Linked DNA regions of Mus musculus: region 2 is linked to region 1. Evidence: chromatin contacts called from ENCODE POLR2A ChIA-PET data. All regions are on one chromosome and are shown on one strand. The core of a region is the stretch at or near the end of the contact, and the rest is flanking DNA. Distances in the headings are between cores, read along the strand shown.

The links. ChIA-PET counts read pairs that join two places held with the same protein, here RNA polymerase II (POLR2A).
Region 2: POLR2A ChIA-PET joins it to region 1 with 15 read pairs in Patski. The contact joins the enhancer-like site here to the promoter of Eloa in region 1. POLR2A ChIA-PET finds 5 or more read pairs at or near these places in 3 of 5 experiments (Patski and embryonic stem cell).

The regions. Positions count from the first base shown.
Region 1 is chr4:136,018,072-136,025,806 of GRCm38, reverse strand. Eloa (elongin A) reads left to right here and starts at 4,158. Exons shown (of 11, transcript NM_013736.4): 1 at 4,158-4,256. The coding sequence starts at 4,182.
Region 2 is chr4:136,144,216-136,151,950 of GRCm38, reverse strand. It overlaps Id3 (inhibitor of DNA binding 3), which reads right to left. Exons shown (of 3, transcript NM_008321.2): 2 at 7,575-7,657; 3 at 6,559-7,071. The coding sequence ends at 7,598. Among named protein-coding and RNA genes, the nearest start is that of Id3, 4.3 kb to the right of the region's middle. Within about 2 kb of position 4,155, at least 1 of the 3 ENCODE cell types and tissues checked has a DNase peak (open chromatin) inside an H3K27ac peak, as active enhancers do.

The sequences.
Region 1 (7,735 bases), core at 2,909-5,408:
TTACCTAGGCCTTCTCACTATGTAATCTCAGGAGGCAGAGGCAGGAGGATAACTGAAAATAAGTGGTCAGTGTATGCTCCATGATGAATTTCAGGATAGCCAGGGCTACATAGGACACAGTGTCTCAAAAAACAAAACAACAACAAAACAAAAAAACAAAACAAAACAAAAAAATGTGCTAGAGAGATGGCACAGTGGTTAAGAGCACTGACTGCTCTTTCACAGGGCCTGAGTTCAATTTCCAGCAACCATGTGTGGTGGCTCACAACCATTGGTGATGGGATCTGACGCCCTCTTCTGGTATGTCTGAAGGCAGCTATAATTGTACTCATATACATAAAATAAATAAATCTTTGAAAAAAAAATCCAAACAAGCCAAAAAGAGCCAAGGTATTTGTATTAGTCAGAGTTCTCTATAGTCACAGAGCTTATGGTAATGTCTCTCTCTATTGAGGGAATTTATTGTGATGACTTACAGTCTGTAGTCCAACTACCCCAACAATGGTCAGCTCTGAATGGGAAGTCCAAGGATCTCGTAGTTGCTCAGTCCACGAGGCTAGTTGTTTTAGCTCGTCTTCTGTAGAAGTAGATTCTAAAAGATGTGCCAGCAAGTAAATGCAAGCAGGCCAAGAAGAGTGAATCTTCCTTCTTCCAATGTCCTTATGTAGGTCTCCAGCAGAAGGTTTGGTTCAGATTAAAGGTGTATTCTACCATGCCTGGATCTGGGACTTGTTTTGTCACAGGCTGACCTTAAACACAGAGATCTCCTTGCCTTAGTCTCCTGGGATTAGAGGTGTATAGTACCTTCCTTGGGCCTAAGCTTTTCATAGCTACTATGCCTCAAGATCTCCATTCCAAGATCCAGGTCAGAAACTTGTGTCTTCCAGCCTCAAGATCCAGATCACCGGTGAGCTCTCCAATTCTGGATCGTAGTTCATTCCAGATATAGTCAAGTTGAGAGCCATTACATTTCATGAACCTTTTGTGCGTGTGTTTGTTTGTTGCTGTTGTTTGTTTCATTTTGTTGAGACAGGGTCTTTCTGTGTAGCTCTGGCTGCTCTGAAACTTGCTCTGTAATCCAGACTGGCCCCTGCCACATGAGTGCTGGGATTAAAATCATCACTCAGTTTTCCATTTGGTTTTTTCCTTTACCAAATTGAAGGTCCTTCTTTTACCTTCCCAAGTCTTGGGATGCTGAGAGGGATGCCCCATCCTTAAGATTCTTCAGGACATGCTGGGAGGGAGAGATGAACGGCATAGCACAGAGCTGTGCCACCAGGAAGACACACTCAGCCAGCCTCAGTCTGCTTCTGCCAGACATTCCCTGCAAGCAGGTTGACCTGCTGAGCCATCCCTGTGACCATCAACTTAGCCATCGAGCATCTATCAGCTACAGAGCACAGAGACACTCTCTGAGCTCAAAGAATGAAAAGACAACCAAAATAAGCAAGATAAATAGCTAAAGGAAGCTTGCAGGCTACTACTGGATACAATGTATATAAATGCAGGACATTTGAAAGTACTCAGTTATTTTGTTATTCTTTGTGTAAGGAAAGGAGATGGCAGTCAGGACTTCCTACAAGCTAAGCAAACATTGTATCAGTGAGCCAAAGCTTCTATCTGTCTGTCTGTCTATCTATCTATCTATCTATCTATCTATCTATCTATCTATCTATCTATCTATCCATCTATTTGAGACAGGGTCTTTTTATGTAGTCCTGGCTGTCCTGGAACTCCTTATGTTGACTAGACTGATCTCAAACTCAGAGATCTGCCTGACTCTACCTTCTGAATGCTGGGATTAAATGCTGGTGCACCACAGCTTCAGAGTAGCTTTGAGGTGTGGGGGAAGGTGTAATCCCTAAGTATATATCCACTCGTGAAACACTGAGAGATGTAGTCAGTTTAGAAACCTGAACCTGTGAGGAGAACTGTGGCCACAGTTAAGCAAAACAAACATGTTCAACTGGAGGACTTTGTATGCTGTTTTCCAGGAGAAGAGAATTCAGTATTCCTTCTTAACTAGACAGTTTGTCTTCTTCCTTCCTCTCTCTCTTTCTTTCTTTCTTTCTTTCTTTCTTTCTTTCTTTCTTTCTTTCTTCCTTCCTTCCTTCCTTTCTTTCTTTCTTCCTTTCTTTCTTTCCGACACAGGGTTTCTCTGTATAGCCCTGGCTGTCCTGGAATTCACTCTGTAGACCAGGCTGGCCTCGAACTCAGAAATCTGCCTGCCTCTGCCTCCCGAGTGTTGGGATTACAGGCGTGCACCACCACGACAGCACTTGTCTCCTTTCTTTCTTCATTCCTTTCTTGTTTCCCTTCTTTTCTTATATTCCATTTAATGTGTGTGTGTGTGTGTGTGTGTGTGTGTGTGAGAGAGAGAGAGAGAGAGAGAGAGAGAGAGAGAGAGAGAGAGATTCATATGTGCCAGAATGCCAGGATGAGTGTGCAGAGGTCAGAGGATAGCCAATTCTCTCCTCCCACCTTTAGGATGGTCCCAAGGATAAAATTCAGCCATCAGCCAATTATCTGGTAAGCTCTTTAGCCACTGAGCCATCTCTCTGGACTCTATGTTTATAAAGTTTTATTTTTAGGGGGATGGTTTTTGGCCTGGATGTCAATTGGTTTAATCCAAGCACTCCGAGGCGGAGGCGGAGGCGGAGGCGGAGGCGGAGGCGGAGGCGGAGGCGGAGGCAGGTGGATTGTTGTGAATTGGAGGCAGGCCAAGGCTATATAGCTCAGGCTATATAACTAGTTCCAGGGTAGCCAAGGCTACCTACTGAGACAATGCCTCAACATTTATTCTTTCTTATTTAAAAGATTTATTTTTGGCATTCACCTTTAATCCCAGCACTTGGGAGGCAGAGGCAGGTGGATTTCTGAGTTCAAGGCCAGCCTGGTCTACAAAGTGAGTTCCAGGACAGCCAGGGATATACAGGTTTTTTGAGACAGGGTTTCTCTGTGTAACTCTGGTTGTCCTGGAACTCCCTCTGTAGACCAGGCTGGCCTTGAACTCAGAAATCCACCTGCCTCTGCCTCCCAAGTGCTGGGATTAAAGGCATGCATCACCACTGCCTGGCTCTTTTCTTTTCTTTTTTTCTTTTTTGGTTTTTCGAGACAGGGTTTCTCTGTATAGCCCTGGCTGTCCTGGAATTCACTTTGTAGACCAGGCTGGCCTTGAACTCAGAAATCCTCCTGCCTCTACCTCCCGAGTGCTGGGATTAAAGGCGTGCACCACCACGCCCAGCGGCTCTTTTCTGACAGAATCTCATGTAGTTCAGTTTGGTTTTTAATATATTATGACTTTTTATTCATTATGATTTAATTTATTTTTAAATGGAGCCAGGTGGTGGTGGCATACAACTTTAATCCTGGCCCTTAGGACGTAGAGGCAGGTGGATCTCTGTGAGTTTAAGGCTAGCTTCGTCTACAGAGTGAGTTCCAGGACCTCCAAGGCTACACATAGAAATCCTTTTTGAGAAAAGAAATAAAAAGAAAGAGAGAAAGAAAGAAAGGAAAGAAAGAAAGAAAAGAAAAGAATGTCACATGAACAGTCTAATAAAAGGGGCTGCTCTCTGATTTTGCAGACAAGGTGGTTAATAATGTGTTATTATTTTTATTTCTAGTGTTTCAAATTGCCTTGAAACCAGACAGCCTGGATTGCTTTCCCAAAATTACAATACCGTTAAGTTACTTTAAAATTACACGATTTCTTTTATTGCGAGGGTGTGTCACAGCTTGCAGGTGGAAGTCAGATAATTTACCTGAGTCAGTTCTTTCCTTCCACTCCAAGGGTCCCTGGAGCCGCGTCGGACCCTGATCACTGACTCCACCCACCCTTAGGCGAAAACGAGCGTATGACTGGAAAGGCGGTGCGTGAGAGTTAAAGCCAGAGTTTGGCTTGCAGAATACAGGCTTGGGGGCGTGGCTGGTTGCGTGGCTCTGGGTTGGGCGTGTCGGGGGCGTGACCTGTGCTGTATTCGACAGATCGCCGTGATATAGTGGGCGTGGTCTGGCGCGGGGGCGGGTCCTGAGGCCTTCCACACATACACACACCCCCAGCGGAGGCCCGGAAGGGACCATTCGCGCTTCCGTCTCCGCCGGGCCCTCACGGAGGGCGGAGTTGCGGCCCGAGGACGCGACGCGAGCCCAGTTCCGGCGAGGAGGCCGCGCCAGTGACAGCGATGGCGGCGGAGTCGGCGCTCCAAGTTGTGGAGAAGCTCCAGGCGCGCCTGGCTGCGAACCCGGACCCCAAGAAGGTGAGCGGCGGGCGGGCGGGCGGCGCGGGCGGGCGTTGGGCGCGGCGCGGGCCCTGTAACGGTCGCGGGCAGGGCGCAGTGGGGTTCTCCTCCGACCCGGAGCCAGGCCCCACGGAGCGGCGCGGGGCAGTGGGGAGTTCGCGGCCGGCGGGCGCACCCCGGCTGGGGGCTGAGGACTGGAGGGGCGGCCGGGCCTTGCGGCTCTCCCCGGGGTTCGGGCAGCCGCGCCAGCTGTTTCCCCGTTGCAGCCGAGCGACTCCGTCCGCTGCTTGGGGGTCCTGCGGCTCGAGGACCCCTGTGCTGTACCCTGCCCTTTAGCCGAGAAAACGGGGAACGCCTTGGGGTTTTTCGAGCTCTGCTCCTGGAGCTCGGGTCCTGGATGAGGGCGTGAGCGTGTTAACTCCGCTCTGACATACTGGAAGGTGGGACCAGGCTGTGATGAGCAACCATGTTTAATTGCACTTAACTACTTTGTTGCTCCTTTTTAGAAACTGTTACTTTTTAAATACATTGTATCCCCTCGCGGTCCCCCGGGTGTCTAGGCTTCTCTGAGCTCTACGAAGAGGGTATGGTGGGAATTAGAATCGTTTTCACTGTAGTCTCTAGCCGAAAACACCAAAGGGTGTGACATGGCTTGTCAGCATTCTAGCCTGGGCCTGAGGTTCCTAAAAGGTGAAGTGTCCAGCGAGCTGAGTGGAAGAGGAAGTGGTGGAGGGAGACAGCGAGCGGACTTACACATGCAATCTAGGTTCCTAGCCAGCACCAGCTCGGGACTTTGGAGGAGTTCTCTGCTCGACCTGTCCCTTCTCTAGTTTCTTCCTGAAATACCAGCTAGACCCAAGTGCTCTTTATAAGTGTTAATCACCATCAGAATTTCCAGTCAGGGACCCCATTCACTCTTCTTGTTCCTAGTTGGGTCACTACCTCTCAACCTCCGGGCCACTTTTTAACTACCCTCCTTTAGCTCAGAGATACACTTCTTCAGAAGCTGTTGTTATAAGTCAGCGAAAACGTAAATGTTTCAATTGTCTTGTGTTTTACTTTCTTTGGAGGCCTTGGGGACCTTTGGTCAGACATATTTACAAGTTCTTTTTACAATAACCCTTTGTGGGCATCTAATAAATGGTCATTATTTCCAAGTCCCAGATTGTCTTTCTGAACACTATAAGATTTGTGACTGACCTTAAAGTAACCACCCTCATTTTGTTGTTTCTGCCATCAGGTTAAAAAAAATAAAAATCCTCCATGTAATATAATATCTGTAGGGTTTTTTTCCCCCATTAGAATTTAAATTTTGGAATGGTCTATTTGTGCATGAAATGTCAAGTTAGAAAAAGGTTAAGTAAATTTTCTTAAACTCCTAATAATTATTTAAAAGGGTGTTTGGTGGTTTTTGTTGTTGTTGTGTTTGGTGTTATTGGCAGGGACTCATATGCTAACACTAGTAGGCAAGGCCTCTACCTCTGACAGCCCTAATTTGGCTTTTCATTTCCCAGAGAGAAAATTACCTTGGGGCTGGGGATGTATTTCAGTAGCAGCTATGTGAGCTCTTGGCTTCTGTACCCACTGGGGAGGGAGAACTGAATGTGTTGTGAAGAGAGAGGTGAGGAAACTGTTGAGAGACCCCTGTGCAAAGGACCTGAAACGTTGATATTCAGAAACACGCTGACTGCAAAGAGAAAATTGCAAGCCTGCACGCTGGCTTTCCAACCTCCTTTTAACATAGCAAGCTCTCACAGGTTTGTGAAGTGGCAAGATGATTATAGAGCAGTATTGAATTTGCAACCAAATCTTGCTTCCAGACCATTATTAGCCAAAAGGCTGATTCCACACCTGTGTTTTTGGGATTCCTGCTATTGGATTTTGGTGTTTTAAGTGTAAATTAACTATGTATTCACTCTGCCTTCATCTAGCCTCTAGGCTCACTTGTTAGAGACCTTACTGGGAGATGACTTAGCTTTTGCTCCTATCACTGGATTGGAAACAATTTTCATGACAGATAAAGTTAGCAGTCCTTTATCAGGTTTTGAGTGTAAAAACTATGAAGCCCATAGATTGGTGGTAGGTGGAGAATGAGGGGGTCACTGCTGGGAACTGGTTAGCTCTAAGACTGGAAGTGGAGAACCCAAGATTCCTATGTATGGGACTGTGTAAACTTTTGTTATTTCTGTCATCTGCTACCAGTTTTTGCTGGGCTACGTTGGGTTGACAGCGCTGGTTTCCATCTACTTGAGGATATCCATAGTCCTCTCTGCTTGTTGTTGCTTCATTCTTGGAAGTCACTGACTGAAAACTGGGGATGGTGAAGTCTTTTTCTCTTATATTGGGCTAAATCAGCTTGAACATCTCAAGAGTTTTCATTGTGTCTGCTAGACCAAAGGTAGGCCACAGGCAATACTCACTTTGCCAGTCTGTACAAAGCCTTGAGATCAACACATCCTCTTTGACTTCTGACTCCATTTCTCTCTCTTGGCTATGTAGTGGTCCTGTAATTGTGTTTTGTGACCTTTGCCACATGAACTGTAAGCTGTCAAGTAGCATGGTGCTGAGAAAGAGTACCTGCTTTCTTCTTTCCTGTGAAATACTCTGGGCATGAGTTAGGTGTCTGTGTCTCTCCTTTTAAGGACAGTGATATTAGTTTCTTGGCTTTTTAGGCAAGTATGGAACAACCCTAGACCCAGGTTCAATGTCAGCAAAATAGGAGAACAATACCCACTAGACAGGGTCAAATAAGACAAACTTACCATGATTCCGGGCACATGGTGGATGGCATATAAATGTCCCCTTCTTGGGCTGGGCAGTGGTGGCCTACGCCTTTAATCCCAACACTTGGGATGCAGAGGCAGGCGAATTTCTGAGTTTGAGGTCAGCCTGGTTTACAGAGTGAGTTCTAGGACAGCCAGGGCTACACAGAGAAACCCTGTCTCGAAAAACCAAATGGGGGGGGGGGGGAGTCCCCTTCTCCAGGGACCACCATTATAGGAGAACCACCCATTTTAACTCTTTCCAGTAACTCCAGATTTCCCTTTGAGAAAATGTTATTAGCCTTAACCTTTGCATAATGTTTCCTAAGTTGGATCATAGAGGAAGTGGAGAGTTTAAGTATAATTTTTACTTCATTAAGTTTCATATTCCCCAGATACACCACTGGGCCTCTTATACCCAGTCAAACAAGATTGTCACCTGTGATTCAATTGCTCTGCCTAGAGACAATGTTAAGTAATTATGGGAGTAAAATGACCAGAAAAACATACTTGTTGCTCCACCTTGTAGTAATATGACCGATTACAGCCTGGACTATAAAAACAAGTCTTGCTGTCTAATATTTAAAAATGAAGGTAGAGCCAGGCGTGGTGGCGCATGCCTTTAATCCCAGCACTCGGGAGGCAGAGGCAGGCGGATTTCTGAGTTCGAGGACAGCCTGGTCTACAGAGTGAGTTCCAGGACAGCCAGGGCTATACAGAGAAACCCTGTCTCGA
Region 2 (7,735 bases), core at 2,906-5,405, 130 kb before region 1:
CCTCAAACTCAGAAATCTGCCTGGCTCTGCCTCCCAAGTGCTAGGATCAAAGGTGTGCGCCACCCACTGCCAGGCCTGGTATGGACTTTTGTGGGTTTTGTGTGTGTGCGTACGTGTATGTGCACGGGTGTGTGTATAAGAACATGTATGTGCAGAAGCCAGAGGTCGGAATCAGGCATCTTCTTCCATTGATGACCAACTTATATTTTGAGACAGAGCCTCTCAATGAACCTGGAACTCAGGGACTGGTATAGAATGGCTTACCAGTAAACACCCAGGGTCTTCCTGTCTCTTCCTTCCCTGGTACTAATATTACAGGCATAGGCTGTTGTACCAGCTTCTTATGTGAGTGTTAAGGCTCTTTCCTACCTGAGCCATCTTCCCAGTCTTAAAGTTTTAGCTCAAAGCTCCTTCCCTTTTTACTTGAAGATGCTGGGGACGGTGTTAAGGGTCAACCGGCTACTGCTCATCTGGGTCTCCAAGCTGTGCAAAAAATTCCAAAGCAATGCAGGTGACAAACACACTGGTCACTCCAAGTATACACCAATGGTTTACTTAGGATCCCGAAACCTCATGGAGCAAGATGGGAGGGAGACACGCCCTTCTTTCAGATTGTGTTGGACTGTAAGGTGCTGTGCTCTCCGAATAGGCTCTTTTGAACAATATCCCGCTGTTCTGGTCTATGCAGATGCTTCTGCAGTGAAGGAGGTGATTGGCAGGTTGTAGGACCCCCCACCAGGATAAGTCCCTAGAGACAACCAAGAGATCTGGAAGAGTGAAGCCTGTCACACATCTGGATGCACTCGCAGACCCATACATGAGGATCAGGGTGTGAGTCGGGGAGAGTGTATTTGTCTGTATTGGTGGCCCCCCAAGTCTCCCACATAACCTAGAGGGGCTTGGCACGGGGTACAGAGGCCTTTTGTTGGGGTGCTTTAAAGAGCACAGGCTGCAAACCAAACAGGGCTCAGTAAGAACAAGGTCATGGAGTGGCTGGCTGTGTGACCCTGGGGACTCAGCTGGGCCATAAGCATTCTCTTGCCCTACAATACACACTTCTAGCCCCAAACCCATCCACTGCCAGCTGGCCAGCGACCACCTTGATGTAGGGTAATGAGTTCCGCATGTGTCTATAAGAACTCAGCTCAGCTGCCTGAGCGAGCGTTCTCACAGCCTTCCCCCCCCTCCCAGCTCTGAGGTCCTCTGTGGTCTCCCTTCCTCTGGTTGTTCCTGGCAAGGGAGGCAGGGAAGGGGCTGGCCAGGGACAGAAGACAAGTGCCTTCCTGACCACCCTCTTCCAGAGCCTCTGAGGGGCTGTGCCCTCCAGTAGGCCCTAGCAGTTGCTATATAAGAGCTGTGGGTGAAGTCCTTGGCTTGGCGAGACTCCAGCCCACCCCATCCCCGAAGCAGGAATAATAATAACGACCCCTGCTGGCTGAGGGACACCTCTGTGGTTGGAAAGAGACCTAGGAGAAGAATCCAATCTACAAGGTCTAGGTTAAGTGTTTTCTTTTTCTTCTTTTAGCTTTTTGAGTCAGGGTTTCTCTGTGTAGCCCTGGCTATCCTGGAACTGACTCAGTGAGCCAGGCTGGTGTCAAACTCAGAGATCTTCCTGCCTCTCTTACACTCAGACTTTGTCTTTTATACTTAGACCATTCAGTTTTTCCTGTCCGCTGTTCTTGTTTTAAAACAGTTTGTTTTATGTGCATTAGTGTTCTGCCTGAATGAATGACTGTGTGTGAGTGTTGGATCCCCTGGAACTGGAGTTATGGATGGTCGTGAGCTGCCATTGTGGGTGCTGGGAATTGAACTCAGGACCTCTGGAAGAACAATCAGTGCTCTTGACTGCTGAGCCATCTCTCCAGCCCCCAGCTTGAATTTTTGATCTTTCTACCTCTGTCTTGCAAGTATAGGCATAACAGGTATTCACTGCCACAGCTGACTCCACTTATCTGTTGTTTATTTTAGAGGTTTATTTTCATTATCTGTGTAATATGTGTGCTCATGCCCATGGCTGCCACAAGAGGGCGCTGGATCCCTGGATAGGCAGTATGTGCTGGGAACCAAACTCTGGCTTTCTGGCAAACCAGGATGGTCTTTTTTTTTTTTTTTTTTAAACCGGTGGGCCACCTCTCCAACCCCTTATCTTTATTTATTTATTTATTATTTTTTATTTATTTATTTATTTATTTATTTATTTATTTATTTCGAGACAGGATTTCTCTGTGTAGCCCTGGCTGTCCTGGAACTCACTCTATAGACCAGGCTGGCCTTAAACTCAGAAATCCACCTGCCTCTGCCTCTCAAGTACTGGGATTAAAATCGCGCGCCACCACTGCCCGGCTTATCTTTATTTTTAAGATTAATTCTTGCTTCATATCCTAGACTGACTTTAAACTCAGGATCCTCCAGGCTCAACCTCCTGATGCTAGGCACATGACACCACTTTTTTTTTTTTTAATTCATTTCACGTATGAGTACACTGTAGCTGTCTTCAGATACACCAGAAGAGAGCATTGGATCCCATTGTAAATGGTTGTGAGCCACCATGTGGTTGCTGGAAATTGAACTCAGGACCTCTGGAAGAGCAGCCAGTGCGCCCAACCTCTGAACCATCTCTCCAGCCCATGACACCACAATTTAAGAGTCTTGTCTTCACCTCTAACTCTCTGAATGTCTCTGAGCAGGCCACATATGTCAATTCTGTGAGTCTTTCCATTCCTAACAGGTTTTAGACTTGTGAACAAGTAAGAAAAGGTATTGGGAGGGACAGCAGCTTGCTGCTAAACACACATGGCTCTTGGGTGGTATCCCTTGTACCTTGGACAACATGGGGTTCTATTGACAATAGGGCTTCAGGCCCAAGGAGGCTTCGGCCTGTGACATCTGGCTCAGAATAGCAAGATGCCTGTGAGGAGAGAGGTGTCTCCAGCAGGAAGGTAAGGGTGGCTAAAGTGATGGTGAGCCCGCACCCGGGAGGGATGGAACTCTGAGCTAGGGGAGGAGCTTACGGAAAGTTGCCCCTCCTTATGTAGCTTGTCAAAGGCAACCCCCAAATCTTGGCCTCCGGATGCCCTTATTCTGACCCCACACCTAGTCCATGAGGTCAGACCACAAACTATTACCAAAGTCAGTTGGAACCCCAGTTCGGCCCACCCTCTGACCCATCAGTGGGCTTGCAGACTGACCCCCCCCCCCATCATAATTACAACAACGACCCCTTAGACTTGGCTCGGATTGAATCCTAACTGGAGGGAAAATGATCTGAGAACTCTGGCATGAAGTAGGGTGTCACGGCCGGCTTCGGGCGGGGTTGGGGAGGGAGGACAGGGAAGCCTGGTGGCCAGAGGCCACTCTCGGAAGGTCGGCAAAGCCTCGTGCAGGGCATGTCGCAGGCGCCCGAGGAATGTGCGCTGCCTGAAAGAATGAAGGAAGGAAGGAGCAGGGTGCGATGCAGGCCGCCTCCGGGCCGAGTCAGGAAACCCGAGTTGGGGTGCGGCTGATGCTGCAGCGGCCTGAGCGCCGATGGGGGCAGCACGAGAGCAGTGGGGTCAGTGACTCGGTCGTGTGTGTATGTGTGTGTGTGTGTGTGTGTGTGCACGAGAGCAGTGGGGTCAGTGACTCGGCCGGGTGTGTATGTGTGTGTGTGTGTGTGTGTGTGTGTGTGTGTGTGTGTGCACGAGAGCAGTGGGGTCAGTGACTCGGTCGTGTGTGTATGTGTGTGTGTGTGTGTGTGTGTGTGTGTGTGTGTGTGTGCACGAGAGCAGTGGGGTCAGTGACTCGGCCCGGTGTGTGTGTGTGGGGTGAGGGGGGGTGTGGGCTCCCCCAGGCCGAGTTGGAAGCTGCAAGCCCTTGCTGCTGGCAGAGCAGCGGGGGCGCCGCGAGGCTCCGGATGGGCTGCGAGCCCCGCCCGCAGGCTGCGGAGGGAGCCGGAGCCAGAGTGGAGCCAGAGCTCAGACATCCGGGCGCCAGCGAACACCTGCGAGCGGCCCTCAGGGCCCGCGGGGGGCGGGGGAGCGCGGGCAGCGGGCCGGGGGCGGGGCCGAGCAGGGAGGCGGGGCCCGGAGCTCCGCCTTCCCAGCCACTGGGCCACGTGGGCCGAGAATCGGCCCGGCCCTGGCGCCGCGGAGCCGCTTCTTGCCTGGAGGCGGGCTAGTGGGTAGAGCTGCAGTTTTGCGGGAAAGCCAGAGAGAGAAGTTTTAAGGGTGCAGCCGGGGGGTGAGGGTGGGGGCCCTGGGAAAGAGTGGTAACCACGGACTGCCGTAACTACTCGGAAGACTTAAAATTGAGGAGGAGCGTCCCGTTCTGTGTACTAAGGTGGTGCACTGCCTTCTTGGAAGGCCACCATTACCATGTGTCGCAGACATGAATTTGAATCCCTGCTTTGTCACTTAGAAATATGTGGCCATGTGCTAACATATATGTGTGTGCGTGCAAGCGTGTGTGTGCTTCAGAGCTTCGAGATCAGTTAGGGCCTCTAAATTGCATAGTTCAAAGAGAGCCAGGAAAATATTTCACGTGTGGTCTTTTATATCCGAACCATACAATTTTAAGGGATGTACTATCATCCCATTTCATGCAGAACTAAGATTTGTTTTGTTTTTCTTTTTTTTTTTTTTTTTTTTTTTTTCCCCCAACAAGCTCTTACTGGGCTTCTAATTTGTGCCCCATTCACGAAGCCGTTGACTCGGGAAAGCTGTCTAAAGTAGAGAATGAGAACCCAGACTTAGATTCTACAGGAAGCTGGCTTTCCTAAATACCTTCTCCCACTTCCTTGCTGTGACCTTGATCAACTTATTCAAGGTACACACCTTGCTGATTAGAAAAAAAGATTAGGATGTAATGAAATGGACCGGGGCACCTGGTAGGCACGCCCATAAATGATTACAACAGCAGACTAACTCAGAGGTTTCTGACCTAGGGCTAAAGTGCTTTCAGTTTCTAATGACTAATGGATTGGCTAGATGGTCTAAGCTTTTGTCCGGGCCACCTGAACTGCTCAGCCCTGGGAGTCCTGACAAGCAATTTCCTTGGAATTAGCTTAATAATGCCTCGTAGGTGTGTGATGCATTTCAAAGAAGTTTCCCATCATTATCTTCAGTCCTTGGAGGCAGCTGGGCTCAGAGAGAAGCGGCTTGCTCCACTAAAGCTTTCAATCCCTCCTTGGTCATAACCTCTAAGTGAACAGAAGGCAGACCCCCTCAGAACTGTCACCTGGTACGAATGTGGAAACTGGCTCGCTGGAGGCATAGCCTGTAGCCTGCTGTATTCAGCCGATGCAGGATTGTCATGTTTGACGGGCTCTCTTCAGAGAACACAGCATACCTTAACACACAGTCCAAGATGGATGTCACTAGAGTATTAAATTTAAGGCAAAAGTTTTCTTATGTAGAAACAGGACCTCCAGAGGTGGGGGGCCTGCCATTATTCTGCGAAATTTCATGTGTGATTTCTGAAAGATGGTCATATCTCCCATTGGTTCATCAGAAGAAACCAGACAGGTTAAAAACCATTAATCAGACTGGAAGGACAACTGGCAAGGAGGTTGCTCCCCTCTCCTCCCCTTCTGCCACGACCCTGTTTCACCCCAGAAAGCTCACTATGGTTAATGCACAAAGGGTAATGAAATGTTTGTTATGAAATACAAGTAGCACATGCCAAGGCCGACACAGATGAGATCATATAAATAGGAATCCTGTGACGATGGGGGCCTGATGCAGCCCACCTGGGGAGGAACCATGTTGGGGTGGAGAGATGGGGCATGGGTTGCCACCTTGCCTTTTACCCAACTCCCAGGCCTGCCCCAGAAATGGCCAGTCTAAGGTCCCTTTCCTGCCAACCGCAATACTATACTCATTATTCTCAAACCCCAGGTCAAAGTTTACCAAACATTAAGGGAACTTGAGTTTCCCAGCAAGCCTACACCCTGAAAAGTGGCTGCAGACCTGAGGCAAGACCCTGGGTTTGGTTTTCCTATATACAGGGTCTTCCCGCGTAGCTGACCATCCTGGAACTCACTATACATAGCAATATATATATAGTGAGTTCCAGGTTTCAAACTCAAGAGATTGTGTGCCTCTGCCTCATGAGTGCTGGGATTAAAGTACAAATCACTATACCCCCCACCTCACCCGCAGGGTTCCTTTCTCCAAGTTTGGAAGTCTGGGGGGAAGGCAGACCAGAAAGCATGAAGTTAATGGAGGCAGTTTATTTAAATACGAAATAGTTCATCCCCACACTTGACCCCGAGCCGCCAGGAAGGTTCGCCCAATCATTTGCGGCATCCATCTAAGAGCTGCTGCCAAGTTTCAAGGAATTGAAGAAATAAAAAGATTCGGTCTCAGACTTGCCGGCTGTAGGAGAGGCTCCTGTAATTGAGAGTAGGATCATAGATCCTTGCTTTCAACCTCCAATGTTTTTGGGGATTCCCAACCCCAGCCCTTCCTACTAACCAAGCCACCCTAGCCCTCAGCTTCAGCTGGGAACTTTCTCGTCCCTAAAAGGGTATGCAAATCTGCCCGCCCCAAGCTCCTAGGAGGTGGCGCAAGATGTCATACACAAAGTGTTCAAAAATGGTTTATTATGCAAAATGTTAACTTTTATAAAAAGTTTAATATACATCACATGATTACAGAAAGTCACCTTCCTGTAAAAAAGGTACAAAAGCTATATACTCTATTATAGAGTTCATAATCAGGGCAGCAGAGCTTTTCTCCAAGGAAACCAGAAGAACAGCTCTTATGCTGCCTTGGCAGAGTGCGCAGGGCAGCCACTCGCATCCCCCCACACCCTCTCGACACCCCATTCTCGGAAAAGCCAGTCTTTTAGACTTGAGTCAGGGTGGGGACAGAGTGACGTTGCCCAGCTGCTGACCAGCGTGTGCTAGCTCTTCAGGCCACCCAAGTTCAGTCCTTCTCTCGGGCTCCAGGTCCAGCCTCGAGGCGTTGAGTTCAGGGTAAGTGAAGAGGGCTGGGTTAAGATCGAAGCTCATCCATGCCCTCAGGCTTCCGGCTGGAGAGAGGGTCCCAGAGTCCCAGGGTCCCAAGCGGAACGGGCGCCAGCACCTGCGTTCTGGGCGGGGGAGGAGAGAAGAGCGAGGGAGCCGTCAGTTTCCGCCGAGCGCGCCCAGGCGGAGGATGCCGCAGACTGGCCGGCGCCAGGGAGGAAACTCGGTCTCTACCTCCAGCTGATAACTCCGCTCCCCACACTGCCTCCACCCAGTTGGCGCCAAAGGACCACAGGCGGAGTCACCACTCCCCCTCCCGCTTAGAAATAACACTAGTGGAAAGGGGGGAGGGCTTCCTTTACTCCAAGGCTCATTTGGTGCGACCCGCGCGCCCACTTGCCCTGGGCTCTGGCCACCCGGGATGAGAAGGGACAGCGTGTCTAAGGAATGCACGTGATATTGACATAGGTTCTGTCGTTTATTCTAACTGATTATAGATAAGGCTTTTGCCTTTCAGTGGCTTGGCTTTTTCCCTAAACCGACTGAACCCTAAGCCTTACAATGTTCTGTCAAAGGCAGGATTTCCCATGCAAGCCTCCCTCCTCGCCCGCGCCAGGAGAAAGCTTACCGGGAGGTGCCAGGACGACCGGGTCAGTGGCAAAAGCTCCTCTTGTCCTTGGAGATCACAAGTTCCGGAGTGAGCTCAGCTGTCTGTGAAAGAAGGTTAGGAGACGAGTTAGCCAAGGGACTCGGGGACGCGATAGGGAAGACCCGCAGCATCCCTGCCCG